Linked DNA regions of Homo sapiens: region 2 is linked to region 1. The links are chromatin contacts, found by Hi-C or POLR2A ChIA-PET in ENCODE. All regions are on one chromosome and are shown on one strand. Each heading gives the region's core, a stretch centred on a gene start or an enhancer-like site at or near the end of the contact. The rest is flanking DNA. Distances are from core to core; before and after follow the strand shown.

The links. Hi-C counts contacts between places; a loop is a spot of excess contacts on that map. ChIA-PET counts read pairs that join two places held with the same protein, here RNA polymerase II (POLR2A). Pooled maps may share reads with other maps.
Region 2: a map with no recorded cell type shows a loop between it and region 1 (7-fold over the local background). The contact joins the promoter of FLT1 here to the enhancer-like site in region 1. A Hi-C loop is called at or near these places in 2 of 168 maps with a recorded cell type or tissue (heart left ventricle and heart right ventricle), 7 of 37 single-sample maps with no recorded cell type and 9 of 50 pooled maps. POLR2A ChIA-PET finds 5 or more read pairs at or near these places in 4 of 52 experiments (Panc1, WTC11, activated CD8-positive, alpha-beta memory T cell and 1 more).

Annotation. Positions count from the first base shown.
Region 1 is chr13:28,427,965-28,432,060 of GRCh38, forward strand. It overlaps FLT1 (fms related receptor tyrosine kinase 1), which reads right to left. Exons shown (of 30, transcript NM_002019.4): 7 at 3,172-3,346; 8 at 2,086-2,203. Among named protein-coding and RNA genes, the nearest start is that of FLT1, 65 kb to the right of the region's middle. RefSeq lists enhancers at 1,923-2,322, 2,342-3,001. Within about 2 kb of position 2,072, at least 3 of the 41 ENCODE cell types and tissues checked have a DNase peak (open chromatin) inside an H3K27ac peak, as active enhancers do.
Region 2 is chr13:28,492,836-28,496,931 of GRCh38, forward strand. It overlaps FLT1 (fms related receptor tyrosine kinase 1), which reads right to left and starts at 2,293. Exons shown (of 30, transcript NM_002019.4): 1 at 1,945-2,293. The coding sequence starts at 2,008. RefSeq lists silencers at 1,779-1,828, 1,909-2,028, 2,149-2,198.

The DNA.
Region 1 (4,096 bases), core at 822-3,321:
TCAATATCACTTTGATAACACGGTCATTGAAGTTTTTGAGCTCAAGTTGACCAATTTCAAACCTTTGATCATCAGTGTTGATTTTTAAAATGTAGGCATTAACTTTTGAGTAAAGGCAGATATGATTTTTAGACTGGGTAACACTTCATATTTATTGGCAAGGAAGAAGAAATAAAGCGAGCGAAGATAGAAAAGCAGTAGCTTAGTGTGCCCACAGGCATACTGGTGGCCACTGTGACTTAAGTATTAACCCAGAAGCAGGGGCTCTGATTCCATCCGAGATGTTTTTCAGAGTTTTCCACGAGGCTCCATCAGCAGTATAAGGGCCATTGTAAGTCAGATCAAGTAGATCACTTCTCCAGATAAAAATAAAAATAGACTTTTCTATTGTGGTCTCATGTGGAGTTCTTATTAGTTTTATAAATGGTCACACCAGTTGTCCCTTTCATAAACTAGAGTGAAATCAAGACTATCAAGATTTTTCCTCTGAGGAAGAACAGTTAAGGCACAGAAAAAAAAAAAACAGAAAGCATAAACTTAAAGAAATTTTAAAAACGTATTAAATACTGAATCGATGCATTGATATCACTCTGTTGCACACAGAACTGAGAGTCAGAGGCTTGGGTGCTTGACCTGGCTCTGCTACTCACTGCAGGCTGCTGCAAATGTGACTAACCAGTTTGGGCTCCAATTTTCTCAAATTTTCTAGAGGTTCTCAAAGTTTCCTTATAACTCTAAAATTCTATGATTTCATTAAAATGCATGGTTCTTTAAATAGGCAGTTTTAATCCATTAGGAGTTTCTTGTGTTCTGTATAAAGGTTTAATATTGGGAACTTAGTTCATTATCATGCATGATTATAAAGTCCTACAAACAAATTCCCATTACTAGTGTGTCTCAGATCCAAAGTAATTAAAATGAGGATGCTACACTTTGTGATTACAAATATTGTCTTGGTATTACTTTAAATTATTTCCTACAACAAGTCAGCATTTTTGACGGTGGATTGAATTTTTTTTTAATGCCCTTGCTACTTAGTTACTGAAGAAATCAACACTAACAGATGAGCGTGCCCTCAGACACTGGAAGAGTGAATGTACCTCCTGGAGTCATCAGATTACTATTCAATTTACTATTAAACCTAAAAATTTACTACTAAACGTTTTTGATATTCTGAAGCAAAAAAGATCATTTTTCTACTGCAATGGCATGAAGACATAGCACAAAGTTAAAATTTTCTCTTTAATTCCCTATTAAGTATTTGAGGGAACTGCAAACAAACACTGCCCTCATATGACATTGAAAGCCAAATCAGCTCTGGTTAGGGAGATTCTAAAATGGCGCCACATCCCTATTGTATGGATTGTTTTGCTAATCAGTTTTGTACTATACCCTTTGTTTAAAATGTAATGACTTGAGCCAAAGATATTGGCATTTAACAGTAATTTTGTAAAATGATTGCAGATCATAAACAGATTACATTGTTTTACATCAGGTGTTGTACCAGTGTTTTAAAAAACAACTGCTGAAGGAGGTTTTGAATATGTATCTTTCTAGCCAAAAAAAACTTAATTAGTTCAAATAGGCCCCATCGTCCCCCTCTTCAAATGAGTAAGTCTTGTCTCTATTAATGTTTGTTTAATTTTAAAACAGGACTGGAACTTTCAACCCAGCTGTATATAAAAGAATTATTTTCAGCATTCTCATTACAAGAGCCCACTTCTTCAGGGTTAATAGAGCATGTTACATATTCAAAATGCTTCCTAGTCATTGCTCAACACATCCCATTCAAAGAATGTTGACATCATAGGAAGGTTTAGAGATGCAGAAAGTTAGCCACAGTAAGAGACTAGACTGAAGCGAGCACTCAAACAAACCTCATCTCTCGCTTACCTTGCTACATTATTTCCTTTTCCCCAGCCCTTCTCACCTCCACCACCCAAGAATCTACAGAGTTCTGAGCTCTCTGGGGCTGTCTGAGGAACGTCTCTTGGTATTTTGTCAGGAATTCGAGTCATTAGGCTCTTGCAGCTTCCCACTTACAAAGTATGTCTTAAACTGTTATGGAAATAAGGATGGTCCTACCATACAACTTCCGGCGAGGGAAATGCCTTCACTTTCATAGAGAGCCGGTAAGACCGCTTGCCAGCTACGGTTTCAAGCACCTGCTGTTTTCGATGTTTCACAGTGATGAATGCTTTATCTTTGAAAGGAGAAGTGATACATACATTAGAAAAGAATAATTTCCATAAACAAAACCTTAGGGCCTCATTCAGGGAGGGTGTAATCAATGAGTAAATAAACAGAGCTGAATTATGATAGAGCCTATCAATGAGCCCAAATGTTGATCATGAATAGGATACTTTAAAAGCACTGTAATTGGTGAACGCCTTTCAAATCAAATGGTATCACGTCCTAGCCACATAAAACAGTGGCAGAGCAACAGAAAGTGAAACACCTTAAATATCTCTATCACAATAACAAAGAAGTGGGAAGATATTTCTAAAAATCTACCTGGCCACTATAAGCAAGGTGAGAAAAAGTTGCTCTGTACACCCTAAAACAACCAATTTGATATCAAAAATCAACTGGAGAAAGACAAAAGGAAATAAAGGCTACTGATAGAATTGTTCCATAGTTTCTGCCCTCCACACTGTTTCCTTTTCAGCAATGGAAATAAGGTCTTTAAGCATTTTCTTTATAGAATTTGCATACTGAAATTAAGCAACAGCATTAGGATTCCTTGAGAGTAAAAGCAGGAATAAAATAGCATTAATTCTAAATGATTTAGCATACCATATTTTTATTTCTCTAATTCATGGTAGTACCTGAGAAATTTTTCTTAGATAATAAAGATAAAACTCATCATCTTTTTCTGTTTTGTTTATACAGAACACTAAGAATTTCATAAATATATTAGGTTCTAACCGAATTATTAGCCATAATAAGCATCTAAAGAAAGGACTCTCTGTTCAATTCAAAAGTATTAAATGTAAAGAGTACTTAATGTGGTTTGCTTTTTGACAGGGGGAGGAGGGAACCATGGCCAAGCTGTATTCATTCATGATAATGTAACTCTTGGCCAACAGAAAACTGACTTATTTAGAGAACACAGACATCTACAATGATTAGAAAGCATAGCATGAGTTGGCAACGCTGAACTATGCTTACCATATATATGCACTGAGGTGTTAACAGATTTGAATGATGGTCCACTCCTTACACGACAAGTATAAAGTCCTTTGTCTTTGTTCTGCATTTTGTCAATAGTAAGAACACTGTAGAATATGTTGGCATGGGAATTGCTTTGGTCAATTCGTCGCCTTACGGAAGCTCTCTTATTTTTCTAGAAAGAAAATGTATAACAAATGTAGAAGGAGTGAGTGTTCATGCTTAAAGTTATATAGGATTTTAACATTTCTTAGATCATTAGTTCGACAACAGCTTCTGTTTTATACTAAGAATCATGTCAAATCCACCTAGAGCGTAATGTTTGGAAACTACATCTGTGTCTAGAGGTGCTTCAAATATGTAGCATAGCAGGATTTATTTAGCACTTAATTTTCTTCAAATACACTTTCACATATACTATCTCAATTGTTTGTCCCAACAACCTAATGAGATTGGCAGGCTGACTGCCCTTTTAGTGATGAAAAAACTGAAGGAAGTGATACCCTGGCCCAAGTTGGCTAGGAACTGAAGTTGTTTGAGCATAAATCTAGTGTCCTTCCTCTGGCACACACACCTCTCTACACAGTAACCTGTTCCCTAGGCATAGATATCGCACACAAACGTGGACAATCATAAGCCTTAGTTAGTGTCTGGCTTAATGACAGTGCTTCTCTCACCAAATCACCATGTGAGTTTCCTTTTTTGTCCCTACGAGATATGAAGGAAAATATAATGAGTCTTGGCTGTACTTACTAAGGTGGAATAATGCTATAGTTTCATTATTTCACTATTTGAACAGTGCTTGCCCATGTCAGCTAAATCACAGTAAATGGATCTTTAACCAAGACTTGGAAGGTGCTGTCCCAGGTTTGTCTCAGAGAAGATCAAGAATTAGCCTTAGGCTCTGCAATCTGACCTGGCCACA
Region 2 (4,096 bases), core at 1,043-3,542, 65 kb after region 1:
CCCATGATGCCGACTGAGCTAACATGAACTAACAGAGTGTTCTGTTAACTGTTAGGTAAAGAGGTTCTCAGCTTGCCAATGTTAGTCCTTTCTTCCCAAAAAAGTGCAAATAAAAAAAAAAAAGAAATTCAGAGTTGCAAAACTGCTGCCCCATTTAAGTAAATTATAATCTAAGAAAAATCACAAGAGGATCCCACTCACATTTCTGTAAAGTTTCCACTGATCTAAGATGCTTCCAATTACAAAGAAAACGATGCTTCACTAAAGTCAGCATGTTTTCAAAATAAAGATATAATTATGTGAAGCAGAAAATCTAATAAATCACGTACTTTTCCCTCCGTAATTTTAGATTCATGTAATTTAGCTAGATTTATCTTTACATAATAGTCGAGTGAGGTATTTAAATTCTCTAAGCAATTATATTTTAATACAAGTGACTTTTCAAAACAAAAAATGTATTTGTGAAATAGAAAATACAACATTTTATTTAATATAGTTATGTTAGCACCTTTCCCAACCTACAGTGAGTTCTCAGAAGTTACCACTTCGCCCTGTCTCCGGGTTTAGTAGTTTCTCCAATCTAATTGGAACTATTACTTGTTACTTGGAAACTGACGGTCTAGTTAGTCTTCCCACTGAGAAAGAATATTTAATTATTACTGCTTTTTGGGTTTAACAAGCTTTTTGTTGTTGTTGTTGTTGTACTACGCTCCATCCTATTGACTTTTCTTCCCGGGAATCATTGCAATGACTTATTTTATATTACTATATTTTATTTCATATTTTACCTTTTCTCCACGATGCTTAAAAGAAAGGCGCTCCGAAATCTGGCTCTCTGCGCCCAGGGGAACGAGGCACAAATCTCCGCCACTCAGCCCCACTGAGCAGAGACTGCGAGTCCGAACCCTCAAGTTCCTCGGGGCTTTGACCCCTCAATGGCGGCGGTCTAACTGCTGGTAAAACCCCCGGCCCCTGACTGTTCCACCGCCCGTCTCCCAAACGCCCAGCGAAGGCTGACTTAGGTGGCGGGCGGACCTCATCGATTCCTCAAACCACATCGTTTGGTCAAAATCGCCCGCCCTCTCTTCGCTCGGATTTTAAAGGCTAGGCTTGTAAGTCAGTAAGTTAACGGTATTTGGGCCCTGGGCTGCCCTTGTGGGTCAGGGTCACTGATGTCCGCGACACGGACTGGACCGCGCACCACGCCTGCTCCCGGCAGAGGCCCCACCCGGGTGGCTGAGCGCAGCGCACTGGGGCCCCGCGGTCCGAGAGCGGCGGGGAGGAGCGGGCGCTCGCCGAGCGTTCCCCGGGACAGTCCGGCTTGGGGACTCAAGCGGGTCATGGGATGCCGGCGCTGGCCCTCTCCTGAGATCCTCCTGCTCCCCCGCAGGCACGAGTCCCCTCCAAATCGGCTCCCCTCCTACACTCTCGTGACGCGAGGTCGCGGCCAGTGCCCAATATCACCAAAGTCCCGGCCTCAGCCCAGCCCCGGGCAGCCTGGCAGGCTTTCAGGAGCCTCTGCTCCCGGCTCCGGGGGACCCTGCGTACCTGCCCCAGGTCCTCTGGGAATGGGCTCTGGGTGCCAGGCAGGTCCCGGTGCGTGCTGCTCCTAGTGCCCAGGGCCTCGGCAGTGAGACCCCAACCCGACAGCTGGATAAGGGATCAGCGATCCTGTCGCAAACGGACAGCCCCAGCGCGGACCCGGTCTGAGCGCTGATGCTCGCGGGTCCAGGCCAGCCACTCCTCGAGGCGCTCCCTCGGAGAAAGGGCGCAGCGGCCCCAAGCGTGCCCGCTGCAACTAGTGTCCCAGGTTCTCGCCGTAGCCAGCTTCTCCGGGCTACAGCCTCGTCTCCCCGCGTGCACCCCGCCCTGGCCTCGGAGGCTCTGCCCTCCGGCCGCCCCATCGCAGCCCGCCTCAGGCCCCGGCCCCCAGCCGCGCCTCACCTGTGAGAAGCAGACAGCTGAGCAGCGCGCACAGCAGGACCCCGGTGTCCCAGTAGCTGACCATGGTGAGCGCGACGCGGCCTGCTCGCCCGGTGCCCGCGCTCCCCGCGGCCAACGACCCGGCCGCCAGAGTCCGTCCTCTCGTTCGCCGCCGCCGGCCCCGCGCCCTGAGCGCCCGTCTCGCGGCTCCAGCCAGGAGACAACCACTTCCCCGGGTAATCCTCGCCGCCAGGCGCCCGCTGGCCGCTGCACCCGAGCCCCGGAGCCCGCTCCGAGCCGCCGCCGCTGCCGGGGAGGAGCCGAGAGGAGTGTCCGCCTGGCGCGCTCCGAGCCTCCCGCGGACCTCGATGAAGAGCAGCCGAGGGCGGGGGCGATTTATAACCTTTCCCCAGCCCACTTCCTACCCCGGCACCTCCTTCTGGTGACGTCAAGGGGTCCCCCACCCCTCATCCGCCTCCCCACCTACCCTCTTCTTCCTCCCAGGCTCGCTTCCCTGCGGCTACGGAGAGGGGCGGGGGCCGACGAGGGCGGGTGGCCCGGGGCCGAGCGCGCGTGGGGAGGTGCTGGCGACGCGGGCCCGGGAGCGCGGCCCCGGCAGGTTCAGGGTCTTTGCTCCGCGCCCTCTTGCCCTTGCCCCTCCTCCTGCCCATCGCGCTCAGGAAATCCTTGCAGACTCCCTCCACCCGGCTTACTCAGCTCTGGGGGCCGCCCGAAACTGGGGAAGGGACAAGGCTGAAGCTCCGCCGCCTGGCCCTAGGGGCGGAAAGTCCGATCCAAGGGAAGCTGGCCGCGCCTCCGCGACGGTGTTCTTGGCACGGAGGACTGAGGCGCAGTCCGGCTGTCTCCCCTTGCCTGCTCTTCCCGCGCTGTCCCGCCGCTCCTGACCCCTTCAGACTGTCCCGAGAAGTCTAGGAAGGCACCGGAGACCCTCGGCACAAGGCACTGAACCTGGAGCGCCTGAGGGGAACTGACGCTTGCTTGGCACCTTTGGGAAGACTGCGAACCAGCTCAGGTCCCAGGGGAGCGTGTCCGTGTCTTTTTCGGCCGCATTGATGCACCCGCCCAAGTCATTTCCTCAGTCTTCTGCTTCCTAGAAGCAAAACAAGGAATAACATTATGATACCTTTAAAAAGCTGAGGCGTGAAACTGCTCCTGCAACTTGGAAGCGCAGGGCACTTGAACTTTATTCCCTAAATGCTCGAAAAAGAAATCTTTCTGGTGGCAGCTTGCTACTCAAGATGAGTGACTCTGACCACAACCGGCTGAAATTAACTTGAGGCCCTAGATCATTTGCTATGACACTAATTCCACGTTGTTCCTCAATTATGTCTCCATTACCTCAAAGGCTGAAGTCGTCCTGGCTGCACGGAGCAGCCCAGTCTTGTCTCTGTAAATACCGCAGATTTGAAAAATAGTCCTATTGGAACCCGTCAGAGGGATGTAATACAAGGGACTGTGATGGCTCTTGAACGGAGCCAGAGACTCTTCCTGAAGGACTGGACTACCTCCCCGCCTAGGAAGGTTGGGTAACCCAAAGTTGCCACATTTCTGGGCTGCACACCAAGGAGAGGCCCCGGCCACTCCACACAGGAAATGCACGTCTGGGCACCTGGAGCCGCAGGACCTGAGCCACTAACTGTCCCTGGATCCCTTCTGCTTCAGAGGCAAGGAAGACTGCCGGAGTCATTGCTTGCCTGCTGGCTTCACCAGCGCTTTCTGTTTTTCCAGTTCTCCTCACCACTCTTCCTGGCGCCTTTCTCTGCCTCCCGCACCCCTGCCTCCTCTAAAACCCACAGCATCATCCCTCAGAACAGCTGGAAGCGGACAGCTGATCCTTCTCCTTGCTGGTCCCCCAGCCCAGAACACAGCCTGGGACATACGTGCGGAGCCACAGTGTCTGTTGGTCTCACCTGAGAGCTGCTTGTCACTCCCACACCCTCTTTCAAGGAGAAGCTGTCAGCATTGTCCTTCTGCAGCATTCAACAGGGGCCAGGCATTGGGTTAGGGCTGAAAACACTGATGGAGAGCCATCATCTTTGCCTTCTAAAGGGCTTGGACTGTGATAAGAAGGTGGACACTTGAAGTGGCTGCAGGACCGGCATTCCAGTGCTGGAGGGGTGTTTAGTCCTCCATCAGCTCAGAGAAGTAAAGG